2 separate regions of the Homo sapiens genome follow, and region 2 is linked to region 1. The links are chromatin loops, found by intact Hi-C in ENCODE. Cell type or tissue: endothelial cell of umbilical vein. All regions are shown on one strand. Each heading gives the region's core, and the rest is flanking DNA. Links, peaks and the distances in the headings are about the cores only.

Region 1 (6,671 bases), core at 1,672-6,671:
GAGACCAGCCTGGGCAACATGGTGAAACCCCATCTCTACTAAAATACAAAAAAATTAGCTGGGTGTGGTGGCACATGCCCATTGTTCTAGCTACTTGGGAGGCTGAGGCACAAAAATTGCTTGAACCCGGGAGGGAGAGGTTGCAGTGAGCTGAGATTGCACCACTGCACTCCAGCCTGGGTGACAGAGCAAGACCCTGTCTCAGAAACTAACAAACAAACGTGAAGTTTTTCCTTTTTCTAAACTGATATAAAATTCACATATTGGGCCAGGCATGGTGGCTCACAGCTGTAATCCCAGCACTTTGGGAGGCCAAGGTGGGTGGATCACCTGAGGTCAGGAGTTCAAGACCAGCCTGGCCAATGTGGTAAAACCTCGTCTCTACTAAAAATACAAAAAAGTTAGCCAGGCATGGTGGCCAGCATCTGTAGTCCCAGCTACTCGGGAGGCCGAGGCAGGAGAATCACTTGAACCTGGGAGGCGGAGGTTGCAGTGAGCCAAGATCGTGCCATTGCACTCCAGCCTGGGCAACAAGAGCGAAAGAGAGAAACTCCATCTCAAAAAAAAAAAAAATTCACATATCATAAAATTCACCCTTTAAAGTATCCCACAGTGGTATAAGTATATTCACAGACTTGTTCAGCCCTCACTACTATCTAATTTCAGAACATTTCATCATCCCCAAAAGGAAACACTCCCCATTCCCTCCTCCCCCAGACCCAGGTAATCACTAATCTACTTTCTGTCTTTCGGGATAGGCCTTTTCTGGACACTTCATATAAATGGAATCATGCAATATATGGTCTTTTCCACTGGCTTCTTTCTTGTGGCACAAGGTTTTCAGGGTTAATTCATGTAGCACGAATCTACTTCATTCCTTTTGTTTATTTGGGATGGAGTCTCGCTCTTGTTGCCCAGGCTGGAGTGCAATGGTGTGATCTTGGCTCACTGCAACCTCTGCCTCTCAGGTTCAAGCAATTCTCCTGCCTCAGTCTCCCGTGTAGCTGGGATTACAGGCATGAGCCACCACGCCTGGCTAATTTTTGTAATTTTAGCAGAGAAGGGGTTTTACCATGTTGGCCAGGCTGGTCTTGAACTCCTGACCTCAAGTGATCCACCCGCCTCGGCCTCCCAAAGTGCTGGGATTACAGGCATGAAACCCCGTGCCCGGCCTTACTTCATTCTTTTTTATGGCTGAATAGTATTCCGCTGTATGGATAGACTGAATTTTAATTATTTGTTCATCAGTTGATGGACATTTTGGTGTTTTCACTTTTGGCTATTTTTGAGTAATACTGCTGTGAACATTCATGTACAAGTTTTTTGTGTGGACATAGGTTTTTATGTTTATAAAACATGTTTTATGTTTATGTTTTTATGTTTTATGTTTATATTTCTCTTGGGTACATTCCACCTAGAAGTGGCACTGCTGGGTCATATGGTAACTTTTTTTTTTTTTTGAGACAGAGTCTCACTCTGTCACCTAGGCTGGAGTGCAGTGGTACCATCACAGCTCACTATGACCTGGACCTCCTGGGCTCAAATGCTCCCACCTTGGCCTCCCAAAGTGCTGGGATTACAGGTGTGAGCCACCATGACTGGCCCAGAATCACTTTTGATTTGAGGTCTTTATATAATAATGACGGTTAATCTTTTGTTATACTGTTTTTTTGTTTGTGGATCTTTTGGATCTTGGGAATGGGGTTTTGGGTTTTTTGGGGTTTTTTGGTATAGAAAAGTTCAGACATTCTTTCTCATCAAATTTCTTTTCTTTGTAACTTCAACAAGAAAGTCTCCTCCATCAGGAGTTTTGTTAAATGTTCTCTTTTCTTGTGACTTTCAAAAATATTAAACTTTCTAAATTCTTCATTTTGCTTATTACAAAAATAACTTACAAAACTTTAAGCAGCGCAGTTCCTATGGTCATATACCATTTACGGAGTCAGTTTTGTTTTTACCCAAACAAGATGACAGTGTAATCCTTACATCTTGCCTTTCTCATTAGTCAATATATTAAGTCTTTTCACAATCAGTACATAGAAATTGACATCATTTTTCATGGCTCCTCGTTTTCCCATTGTGTGACCATCCCAGAGTTTACCCTTCCTGACGGATGGACATTTAACTTGTTTCTTGGCCAGGCACAGTGGCTCACGCCTGTAATCCCAACAATTTGGGAGGTCAAGGCAGGAGGATCACTCAAGGCCAGGAGTTTGAAAGCAGCCTGGGCAACATAGCAAGACCCTGTTTCTATTGATTTATTTATTTATTTATTTATTTTTAGATGGAGTCTTGCTCTGTCGCCTAGGCTGGAGTGCAGTTGCACAATCTCAGCTCACTGTAACCTTCACCGCCCGGGTTGAAGCAATTCTTCTGCCTCAGCCTCTTGAGTAGCTGGGATTACAGGCTTGTGCCACCACACCCGGCTAACTTTTGTATTTTTAGTAGAGAAGGGTTTCACCATGTTGGCCAGGCTGGTGTCAAACTCCTGACCTCAAGTGATCTGCCCGCCTCGGCCTCCCAAAATGCTGGGATTATAGGCGTGAGCCATTGCGCCCGGCCCCTGTTTCTATTTATTAAGAAAAGGAAAAAAACTTCGGAAGAGGGGCTGATAAAATCAATGATACAACGAATATCCTTGTACATCTATTTTTGGGGTTGTATTGTTTTAAGAAAGACATTGATCTCTTTTGTCCATCTGGATTTTATATTGATGAATGAAGTCTGCATTTATTTTATAAATAGCTAACTGGAATAGCACATTTCCTAAGTAAACTTTCCCTTTTCCTTCAGTGTGAACACTTCATTCATCCCACAGGAAACTCTTGTATGTACTGGGATTATTCTGGGCTGCTTCTCAGTGCTGTTTATGTTCAGTTTGTCACATCTGGACACAAGTAGGTGGGCTGAGGAAGCAGCGCTGGTGGCTGTGGCAGGCCCAGGGTTGGCCAGTGTTCACTCTCATGGATGTCACAGTCCAGCTGCCTAAAGCACTACCTTTTCTCTGCTCCTAGTACCTGTTCCTGACTTTTCCACGGATTGTCTTCATGCTGGGCTTTGTCGTGGTTCTGAGCTTCCTCCTGGGTGGCTACCTGTTGTTTGTCCTGTATCTGGCGGCCACCAACCAGACTACTAACGAGTGGTACAGAGGTGACTGGGCCTGGTGCCAGCGTTGTCCCCTTGTGGCCTGGCCTCCGTCAGCAGAGCCCCAAGTCCACCGGAACATTCACTCCCATGGGCTTCGGAGCAACCTTCAAGAGATCTTTCTACCTGCCTTTCCATGTCATGAGAGGAAGAAACAAGAATGACAAGTGTATGACTGCCTTTGAGCTGTAGTTCCCGTTTATTTACACATGTGGATCCTCGTTTTCCAAGCATGGCTTGTTTGTTTTGATTTCTGCTGTGCTTATAAATCACTTTCGGTGGGCAAGGGAGAGAGGGGAAAATGGGTGTTGACTGAGGAATCCCCCTTGCTTGTCTTCTTTTGAAACCGGGCATCTCTGAAGTCCTGGTGTCAAGGGGATCAAGAGATGACTTCTCAGAGGTTCTAGGTGATGCTGAGACCTTGGTGTCTCTAAACTCTGGGCATGTGGACAGGAGGGGCTTGCGGCCGTGTCTCTGACCTGTGTGATGTGCAGGAGGGTCTCATTGACTCAGCGCCTGCGCGTTGTGCCTGGCTGTGCTCTCTTTTATGCCCCCTCTATTCTCCTCTCTCCCCCAGGGGATTTTCATCTCAACAACAGAGTGTCCTCACCCAGGCCTGCCTTCCGGCCAGTATGGGCTTGTACATCAGGCACCTTCCTGCATGTGTGGCCTCCGGCCTGCCCTCCTCTAGCCACATTCAAGTCCTTTCTCACCAGTTTAAAAATTGTGAAAGTGAACTGCCACCTATTTCAGAGGAGACATGACTGCCAGAAACGAGGTCTTGGTGCGGAAGGTCTTTGGAGTGGGAGGGCTCTCAGGTGCAGGTGGCAGGTGTTCTGCACCTTGCTAGGCCAAGGAGCCCGCAGTCAGAGAGGCTGGGAAGTGGGAGTCAGGGGCAGGGGGCCTTCCAGCCATCTTCCCCCGTACCCCCCAGCTGAGAACAGATGGAAACGTGAAGACGGGTAGCTGGGGCGGCCAGGGAACCCAAGTCCGCTGGCCGAAGCCAAAGCCCGGCACCACCCCCAATTCTTGCTGGTGGAAAGCACCGTGAAATCAACCAGCGGCAGCTCTGAACGCGACGCACAGCCCGCGAGGGAGCCTGGGCAAGGACGGAGCGGGCCTGCACCGGCGGTTGGGCGGGCTCCGGGGGCGGGGTCCACCTGGGACCGCGGCGCGCCCCTCACCGCTCGCGCCGCCAGGGGGCGCCCTCCGGAGAGCGCGCCTAGGCCGCGGCCTGCGCTTGGCCCCTGCGGGCCGCCGTCTCCGTGCCCGGCATTCGGCCGCTGTTCGGCTGCGCGGCGGCAGCTCCCGGCGGCTCCTGGCGGCGCCGCAGTCGGACCTTCGGGCGCCTGCTGGCCGGCGGCAGCAGCGATGGCCCCCTGAGCAGGCAGGGAGCAGGCGGCGGCAGGCGGGCAAGCGGGCGGGTGCCGCAGCCCAGGCCCGGGTCGCGCCTCTTTGTTTCCACGGGTAGCGGCGCAGTCCCGGGCCCCGGGCGGAAGTGAGACGCGCTCGGCGCGGGGGCCGCGGCGGCCGCACCATGAGCGACATCCGCCACTCGCTGCTGCGCCGCGATGCGCTGAGCGCCGCCAAGGAGGTGTTGTACCACCTGGACATCTACTTCAGCAGCCAGCTGCAGAGCGCGCCGCTGCCCATCGTGGACAAGGGCCCCGTGGAGCTGCTGGAGGAGTTCGTGTTCCAGGTGCCCAAGGAGCGCAGCGCGCAGCCCAAGGTGCGGCCTGAGACGGTCGGGTTCCCGGGCCCCGCAGGCGGGCGGGCGGGCCTTTTCCCCAGCGATGCAGGGCTGTGTCAAGCCGCGGGCGCCCCATGTCCAGGATCCCCGCGCTCGCGCTCGGCCTCGCTCCTGCAGCAGCCCCCAAACCCTTCTCCGGGTCCTGCAGTGTTGCTCAGCTGCCTGTCCAGTCTGCGGGGCGTGTGACAGCCGAGTCTTGGTGTTAAAGGGACAAACTGGCGACTGCCCGCTCCCTAGAGGTCTGTTGGGCTGTTACCGAAAGGCTCATCCTGAACCCTCCAGGAGGATGTATAATGATCTGTATGGCTTTCTTCTTACATCTTTTTCTTTTTTTTTTCTTTCTCTGCCTTTTTTTTTTTCGAGACAAGGTTTCACTACGTTGCCCAGGCAGGAGTGCAGTGGTGCAATCACAGCTCACTACAACCTTGAACTCCTGGGCTCAAGTAATCCTCCCGCCTCATCCTTCTGAGTAGCTGGGACTCCAGGCGTGCACCACCATGCCCAGCTAATTTTTGAATGTTTTGTAGAGATGGGGCCTCCCTGTGTTACCCAGGCTGGTCTCAAACTCCTGGGCTCAAGATTCTCTCTCCTTGGCCTCCAAAGTGTTGGAATTACAGGCGTGAGCCACAACGCCTGGCCTATATGACTTTTTTCTAAGATCAACAGCAAAGATCTCCCTGAGACCTGAGCTTTACGAAGGGCGAAAAGTTCTACGGGAACTTTACGAAGGGCGAAAAGTTCTACGGGAAAATACTGTTATTTCCTGTTTTTCTTTTTTTTTTTTTTTTTGAGACGGAGTCTCACTCTGTCACCAGGCTGGAGTGCAGTGGTGCGATCTCGGCTCACTGCAACCTCCGCCTCCCAGGTTCAAGCGAGATTCCTGCCTAAGCCTCCCGAGTAGCTGGGATTACAGGTGCGCGCCACCATGCCGGCTAATTGTTGTATTTTTAGTAGAGATGGGGTTTCACCATGTTGGCCAGGCTGGTCTCGAACTCTTGACCTCGTGATTCGCCCACCTTGGCCTCCCAAAGTGCTGGGATTACAGGCATGAGCCACCGCGCCCAGTCTATTTCCTGTTTTCTTAATGTATGAGTTAATAAGTACGTTACAGCCACATTTCTTAACGCTTTTCCGGGATTTCTTTTGCAGAGACTGAATTCCCTTCAGGAGCTTCAACTTCTTGAAATCATGTGCAATTATTTCCAGGAGCAAACCAAGGACTCTGTTCGGCAGATTATTTTTTCATCCCTTTTCAGCCCTCAAGGGAACAAAGCCGATGACAGCCGGATGAGCTTGTTGGGAAAACTGGTCTCCATGGCGGTGGCTGTGTGTCGAATCCCGGTGTTGGAGTGTGCTGCCTCCTGGCTTCAGGTACTGCTCAAGAGAGACCCTCGGCCGGGTGCGGTGGCTCATGCCTGTAATCCCAGCACTTTGGGAAGCTGAGGTGGGCGGATCACTTGAGGTCAGGGGTTCAAGACCAGCCTGACCAACATGGCGAAATCATGTCTCTACTAAAAATACAAAATTAGCCGGGCATGGTGTTGCATACCTGTAACCCCAGCTACTCAGGAGGCTGAGGCAGGAGAATCACATGAACCCGGGAGGCAGAGGTTGCAGTGAGCTGAGATGGTGCCATTGCACTCCAGCCTGGGTGACAGAGCAAGACTCCGTCTCAAAAAAAAAAGAGTCTCCCCTGAGAGTCTCTGAAGATGATTTTGCTGTTCGGAATTCTCATTTAATTAGATTTCTGGAGTGTTTTTTGTTTGTTTGTTTAAAT
Region 2 (7,012 bases), core at 1,001-6,000, 74 kb before region 1:
TATTTTTAGTACAGATGAGGTTTCCCCATGTTGGCCAGGCTTGTCTCGAACTCCTGACCTCACGTGATTGGCCTGCCTCAGCTCCACAAAGTGCTGGGATTACAGACGTGAGTCACCGCGCACGGCCACCCCTGGCTGATTTTTAAATATTTTGAATATATGGGGGTCTTGTTGTGTTGCCCAAGCTGGACTTGGAACTCCTGACCTCAAGTGATCCACCCACCTCAGCCTACCAAAGTGCTGGGATTACAAGAGTGAACCACTGCACCTGCAGCGGCTTTCATAGCAGGTGCAGGATGCCTAGAACAGGGTAGAACACAGGCTTCGGCACACCTTCCATCCACATGACCTGCATGCTGAGTGCAGGGGTTTGTGGGCATTCGGAGGGCACGCTGAACAGACAGGTGGCAGCCACACATGGCACTGCAGGCCTGTGTGTGTGCAAGAAAGAGTACACTGGGAGCCCACCAGCCAGGTGGGATGTGGTCGTGTGCTCATGATCCTGGTGGTGGTGTTGGCATGTCTGGCAACCACGTGAGTTTCTTTCTTTTTTCTTTTTTTCTTTCCTTTTTTTTTTTCTGGAGGCAGTAGCTTGATCATAGCTCACTGCAGCCTTGATCTCCTGCACTCAAGCCATCTTCCCACCTCAGCCTCCTAAGTAGCCGGGACTACAGGTGTGCATCACACCTGGCTAAATTAAAACTTTTTTTTTTTTTGGTAGAGACAGGCTCTTGCTATGTTGCCCAGGCTAATCTTGAGCTCCTGAGCTCAAGTGATGCTTCCACCTCAGTCTCCTAAAATGCTGGGATTATAGGTGTGAGCCACCACGTCCAGCCTTACACGAGTTCCTTCTCACAAGTTCCACTTCTCAGAGTACAGAGCGCAGCCACTGAGACCACTTCCATTTTGTGGGTGCAAAAACTGAGACTGCAGGTGGTTAGGTGCAGTGTCTAAAGTCTCAGGTTATGTTGTATATGCTGCATAAAGGTCACGCTGGGAAGGCGCGTCCGTGGGGCCACGTGTGGGCCTAGCCCTGGTGTATTGGGTGTGTACGTGCATGGCTGTGGACACTTCTATGTGGGAGGGGCCCAAATCGGCTGTAAGACCTCATAGGTGAGGCCAGATGCAGTGGCTCACACCTGTAATCCCTGTGCTTTGGGAGGCCGGAGTGGGAGGATCACTTGAGCCCAGGAGGTTGAGGCTGCGGTGAGCCATGATGGCACCACGACACTCCAGCCTGGGCGACAGAGCAAGACTCCGTCTCAAAAAAAAAAAAAAAAAAAAAAAAGGCTGGGCGTGGTGGCTCACACCTGTAATCCCAGTGCTTTGGGAGGCCGAGGTGGGTGGATCATGAGGTCAGGAGATAGAGACCATCATGGTTAACATGGTGAAACCTCTTCTCTACTAAAAACACAAAAGAATAGCTGGGCGTAGTGACATGCGCCTTTAGTCCCAGCTACTCGGGAGGCTGACGCAGGAGAATCGCTTGAACTTGGGAGGCGGAGGTTGCAGTGAGCCAAGATCGTGCCATTGCACTCCAGCCTGGGGCACAAGAGTGAGACTCCATTTCAAAACAAACAAACAAGCAAACAAACACCTTCACATGTGAGAACAGGTGTCTGTCTGTTCACCTGGTGAGCTGGACAGTCAGCAGCTGCAGGCAGGGAAGTGGCAGGGGAGAGGACGCTTACCTGTCATGGCCGTGTAGCCCAGGAAGCATGCGATTTTCTCCTGACAGAGCTCCTGCTCCTCATAGGTCAGCAGCTGGTAGATGAACTGCCACAGGACCTGCTTGGCAGGGGTGTCCAGCACAGGGTAGACGTCAACGATGAGGGTGTCGATGTTCCTGGGGGAAGGTGCAGGAATGTGAGGCTCAATACTCACGGGCTTACCATGATGCACAGAGTGGGGGTAGACAAGACGGCACTTCCAAGCCACAGCGTCTGCCCTCATGCCCTATCCCTACCCTTCAAAGACAGAAGTGGGGGCCGGGCACAGTGGCTCACGCCTGTAATCCCAGCACTTTGAGAGGCCGAGGCAGGTGGATCATTTGAGGTCAGGAGTTCGAGACCAGCCCAGCCAACATGGTGAAAGGCCGTCTCTACTGAAAGTATAAAAATTAGTCAGGTGTGGTGGTGCACACCTGTAATCCCAGCTACTCGGGAGGCTGAGGCAGGAGAATTGCTTGAGCCTGGGAAGTGGAGGTTGCAGTGAGCTGAGATCGTGTCACTGCACTCCAGCCTGGGAGACAGAGTGAGACTCCAACTCAAAAAAAAAAAAAAAGAAAAGAAAAAGAGAGAGAGAGAGAAGTGGGCAGGAAGGCAGGCTCCAGGGATAGGGTAGCCAGACTCCAATCTCAGCTCTGCCACTTACCAGCTAAGTGACCTTTCTCAAGTGACTTACCCTCTCTGTGCCTCAGTTTCCTCATTTGTAAAATGGGGATAAAAATAGCATCTACCTCATAGAGCTGTTGTGAAGATTAAAACACACAGAGCAGGCCTGGCGTGGCGGCTCACGCCTGTAATCCCAGCACTGTGGGAGGCCGAGGCGGTTGGATCACCTCAGATCGGGAGTTCAAGACCAGTCTGGCCAACATAGTGAAACCCCCTCTCTACTAAAAATACAAAAATTAGCTGGGCGTGGTGGCATGTACCCTCAGTCCCAGCTACTCAGGAGGCTGAAGTAGGAGAATCGCTTAGACTGGGAGGCGGAGGTTGTAGTGAGCTGAGATTGCGCCACTGCACTCCAGCCTGGGTGACAGAGCAAGACTCTGTCTCAAAAAAACCCAAAAAACCAAAAAACATATAGAGCAGGCCAGGCATGGTGGCTCATGCCTATAATCCCAGCACTTTGGGAGGCTGAGGCAGGCGAATCATCTGAGGTCGGGAGCTCAAGATCAGCTTAGCCAACATGGTAAACCCTGTTTCTACAAAAAAATACAAAAATGTGGTAGGCATGTTGGTGTGCACCTGTAATCCCAGCTACTCAGGAGGCTGAGGCAGGAGAATCGCCTCGCCTGAGCTCGGGGAGGCGGAGGTTGCACCGAGCCAAGATTGCGCCACTACACTCCATCCTGGGCCACAGAGCGAGACTCTGTCTCAAAAAAATAAATAAATAAACAAAAATAAAAATAGGCTGGGGGTGGTGGCTCACGCCTGTAATCCTAGCACTTTGGGAGGCTGAGGTGGGTGGATCACGAGCTCAGGAGTTCGAGACCAGTCTGGCCAACGTGGTGAAACCCCCTCTCTACTAAAAATACAAAAATCAGCCAGGCGTGGTGGTGTGTGCCTGTAATCCCAGCTACTCGGGAGGCTGAGGCAGCAGAATCGCTTGAACCCGGGAGGTGGAGGTTGCAGTGAGCTGAGATCGCGCCATTGCACTCCAGCCTGGGTGACAGAGCAAGACCCCGTCTCAAAATAATAATAATAAAAAATAAATAAATAAATAAATAAAAATAAAGTAGGAGAATATCTTTTGACCTAGAAGCAGGGAAGAGCTTAAAATTTCAAAAGCCAAAACTGTGGGCGGCAAGCCACCCAGATGCCAAGGCAAGAGACCGAGGGCACAAGCTGTTCCAATATAATAAAGAAAATACATAGAATAAGAATAGTTATACTAGAAATAGATTATAGATATGTATATGAATATTATTAATAATTAGTTTGTAGCATTACTGTTTATTCCAATATTATAATAATCTTTGTCCTACAATTATAACCTAGGAGAAACCAGGCCATACAGAGATAGGAGCTGAAGGGACACGGTGAGAAGTGACCAAAAGACAAGAGTGTGAGCCCTCCGTTATGCCTGGACAGGGCCACTAGAGGGCTCCCTGGTCTACTGGTAACGCCAGTGCCTGGGAAGGCACCCGTTGCTTAGCAGACCGGGAAAGGGAGTCTCCCTTTCCTGGTGGAGTTAAAGAAGACTCTGCTCCACCACTGCTTGCCCGCCCGCAGCCACCCAGAGGCCTAACGCTGTCCCTGTGATGCTGTGCTTCAGTGGTCACGCTCCTGGTCCGCATTCATGTTCTGCCCTGTGCACTCGGCTCCACCTTCTAGATAGCAGCAGCAGAATTAGTGAAAGTACTAAAGTCTTTAAAATGCATAGAAGAAATAATTACGTAAGCTGTCCCCTCTTTCTCTCCGCCTCAGCTACCAAATAGGGAAGGGCCCCCTGTCTGGCGGACACGTGACTCACATGACCTTACCTATCATTGGAGATGACTCTCACTCCATACCCTGCCCCTTTGCCTTGTACACAATAAATAACAGCACGGCCAGGCATTCGGGGCCACTACTGGTCTCCGCGTCTTGGTGGTAGTGGTCCCCCGGGCCCAGCTGTCTTTTCTTCTATCTCTTTGTCTTGTGTCTTTCTTTCTTTTTTTTTTTTTTGAGACAGTCTGGCTCTGTCACCCAGGCTGGAGTGCAGTGGCACAATCTCGTCTCACTGCAAGCTCCGCCTCCCAGGTTCACACCATTCTCCTGCCTCAGCCTCCCGAGTAGCTGGGACTACAGGCGCCTGCCACCACGCCCGGCTATTTTTTTTTTGTATTTTTAGTAGAGACGGGGTTTCACCATGTTAGCCAGGATGGTCTCGATCTCCTGACCTCGTGATCTGCCCATCTCAGCCTCCCAAGGTGCTGGGATTACAGGCATGAGCCACCGCGCCCAGCCGTCTTGTGTCTTTATTTCTACGATCTCTCATCTCCGCACACGAAGAGAAAAACCCACAGGCCCTGTAGGGCTGGACCCTACACAAAACTATAAGACCAAAAATGTGGTGAGTTTGATTATGCAAAATCAAGGTTATCTATTCAAGGAAGCCCAACTTAGACACATTCATATTAGACACAACAGACCTAATAACAGAAGTAACAAATGGGAGAGAAATTTACAATGTTCAAAATCAAGGAGAAATCAGCATCTAAAATATACAAAGGTGTCCAGCCGTCGTGGCTCACAAGTCATCCCAGCACTTTGGCAGGCTGAGGCAGGGGGATCACCTGAGTCAGGAGTTCGAGACCAGCCTGGCCAACATGGTGAAACCCCATCTCTACTAAAAGTACAAAAATTAGCCAGGCATGGTGGTGGGCGCCTGTAATCCCAGCTACTCAGGAGGCTGAGGCAGGAGACACACTTGAACCGGGAAGGCAGAGGTTGAAGTGAGCCAAGATCATGCCACTGAACTCCAGCCTGGGCGACAGAGCAAAACTCTGCTTCAAAATAAATAAATAAATAAATAAATAAATAAAATAAAATATACAAGGGGCTGGGAGCAGTGGCTCACACCTGTAATCCCAGCACTTTGGAAGGCTAAAATGGGCAAATCTTTTGAGCCCAGGAGTTCAAGACCAGCAACATGGCAAAACCCTGTCTCTACTAAAAAAAAAAAAAAAATTAGCTGGGCATGGTAGGCGAGTGCCTGTAGTCCCAACTACCTGGGGGGCAGAGGCACAAGGATCACTTCAGCCTGGGAGTTCGAGGCTGCAGTGAGCTGTGTTTGCACCACTGCACTCCAGCTTGGGTGACAGAGTGAGACCCTGTCTCAGAAAATAAATAAAATAAAATATACAAGAAACTTCATGCCAGTCAACAAGGACAAAAAGTCCAAGAAAACAAAAATGGACAAAGGGTATGAACAGTAATTTATAGAGAAAAATCCCAGAAAAAGTTCACAAGCATATTAAAAGATGCTTAAAATAATTAGTAATAGAAGAAAATCAAATAAAAATAACAGGATGTCACTTTTATGGCTAAGAAAGTAGCAAAAATAGGCCGGGTGTCGTGGCTCACACCTGTAATCCCAGCACTTTGGGAGGCTGAAGTGGGCAGATCACGAGGTCAAGAGATCAAGACCATCCTGGCCAACATGGTGAAACCCTGTTTCTACTAAAAATACAAAAATTAGCTGGGCGTGGTGGAGAGTGCCTGTAGTCCCAGCTACTCGGGAGGCTGAGGCAGGAGAATCGCTTGAACCCAGGAGGGGGAGGTTGCAGTGAGCCGAGAGCACGCCACTGTACTCCAGCCTGATGACAGAGTAAGACTCCATCTCAAACAAAAAATAAAAATTAAAAAAAAGAAACTAGCAAAAATAAAAAGTTGGGCATCACTGTGATCTAAAGGAATTTGGCTTTAGTTATAATCAATGTATGAAATATACATTGGACAGAGCTAAACACATAGTAATTGGTGAATAAGTTAGACACAAAACATGATATCAAGCACAGTTTTTTTTTGTTTTTTTGTTTTTTTTTGAGACGAAGTCTCATTTTGTCACCCAGGCTGGAGAGCAGTGGTGTGATCTTGGCTCACTGCAATCTCTGCCTCCTGGGTTCAAGTGATTCTCCTGCCTCAGCCTCCCAAGTAGCTGGAACTACAGGTGCGCACCACCATGCCCAGCTAATTTTTTCTTTTTGTAGAGATGGCTTCTTGCTCTGTTGCCCAGACTGGTTTTGAACTCCTGGGCTCAAGCGATCCTCCTGCCTCAGCCTCCCAAAGTGCTGGGATTATAGGTGTCTGGCCTGGGTTTCTTTTTGATGTGATGAAGTTTTAAAATGGACCGTGGTGATGTTTGCACGTATTTGTGAATATACTAAAAACCACTGAATTGTATAATTAAATGGCAAATTGTATAGTATGTGAATTACATCTTAAGACTCTTTAGAGCCAAGTACAGTGGCTCATGCCTGTAACCGCAGCACTTTGGGACGATCACTTGAGCCCAAGAGTTCGAGACCAGCCTGGGTAACATAGTGAGACCTCCCCATCTTTTTTAAAAAACAAAACCAAACCAGGCCAGGTGCGGTGACTCATGCCTGTAATCCCAGCACTTTGGGAGGCTGAAGCAGGTGGATCACCTGAGGTCGGGAGTTTGAGACCAGCCTGACCAACATGGAGAAACCCTATCTCTACTAAAAGTACAAAATTAGCCAGGCGTGGTGGCATATGCCTGTAATCCCAGCTACTTGGGAGGCTGAGGCAGGAGAATCGCTTGAGTCCGGGAGGTGGGGGTT

Evidence for each region. A loop is a pair of places that touch in the nucleus more often than their neighbours do. Peaks named below come from ENCODE experiments on the same cell type or tissue, not always from the same donor. Only the 100,000 strongest peaks of a DNase experiment are listed, where the experiment ranks them.
Region 2: it touches region 1 in a loop (5-fold over the local background); 29 of 110 quality-filtered maps call a loop at or near these places.

What each region holds. Positions count from the first base shown.
Region 1 is chr7:6,585,603-6,592,273 of GRCh38, forward strand. It overlaps ZDHHC4 (zDHHC palmitoyltransferase 4), which reads left to right. Exons shown (of 8, transcript NM_001134389.2): 8 at 3,015-3,772. The coding sequence ends at 3,308. It overlaps INTS15 (integrator complex subunit 15), which reads left to right and starts at 4,419. Exons shown (of 6, transcript NM_024067.4): 1 at 4,419-4,873; 2 at 6,044-6,265. The coding sequence starts at 4,682. LOC124901582 (a long non-coding RNA gene) reads right to left here and starts at 4,302. Exons shown (of 2, transcript XR_007060201.1): 1 at 3,858-4,302; 2 at 3,321-3,623. RefSeq lists enhancers at 3,561-4,399, 4,024-4,173 and a silencer at 4,244-4,743. In endothelial cell of umbilical vein, for the core only: a CTCF peak has its summit at 4,344 (motif pointing right); DNase peaks (open chromatin) are centred at 4,419 and 4,839; H3K4me3 peaks cover 1,391 bases; H3K27ac peaks cover 574 bases.
Region 2 is chr7:6,512,684-6,519,695 of GRCh38, forward strand. GRID2IP (Grid2 interacting protein) reads right to left here. Exons shown (of 22, transcript NM_001145118.2): 8 at 1,692-1,846. It overlaps LOC101927325 (a long non-coding RNA gene), which reads left to right. Exons shown (of 5, transcript XR_007060200.1): 5 at 3,723-4,352. Among named protein-coding and RNA genes, the nearest start is that of KDELR2, 32 kb to the left of the region's middle. In endothelial cell of umbilical vein, for the core only: a CTCF peak has its summit at 3,815 (motif pointing right); a DNase peak (open chromatin) is centred at 3,848.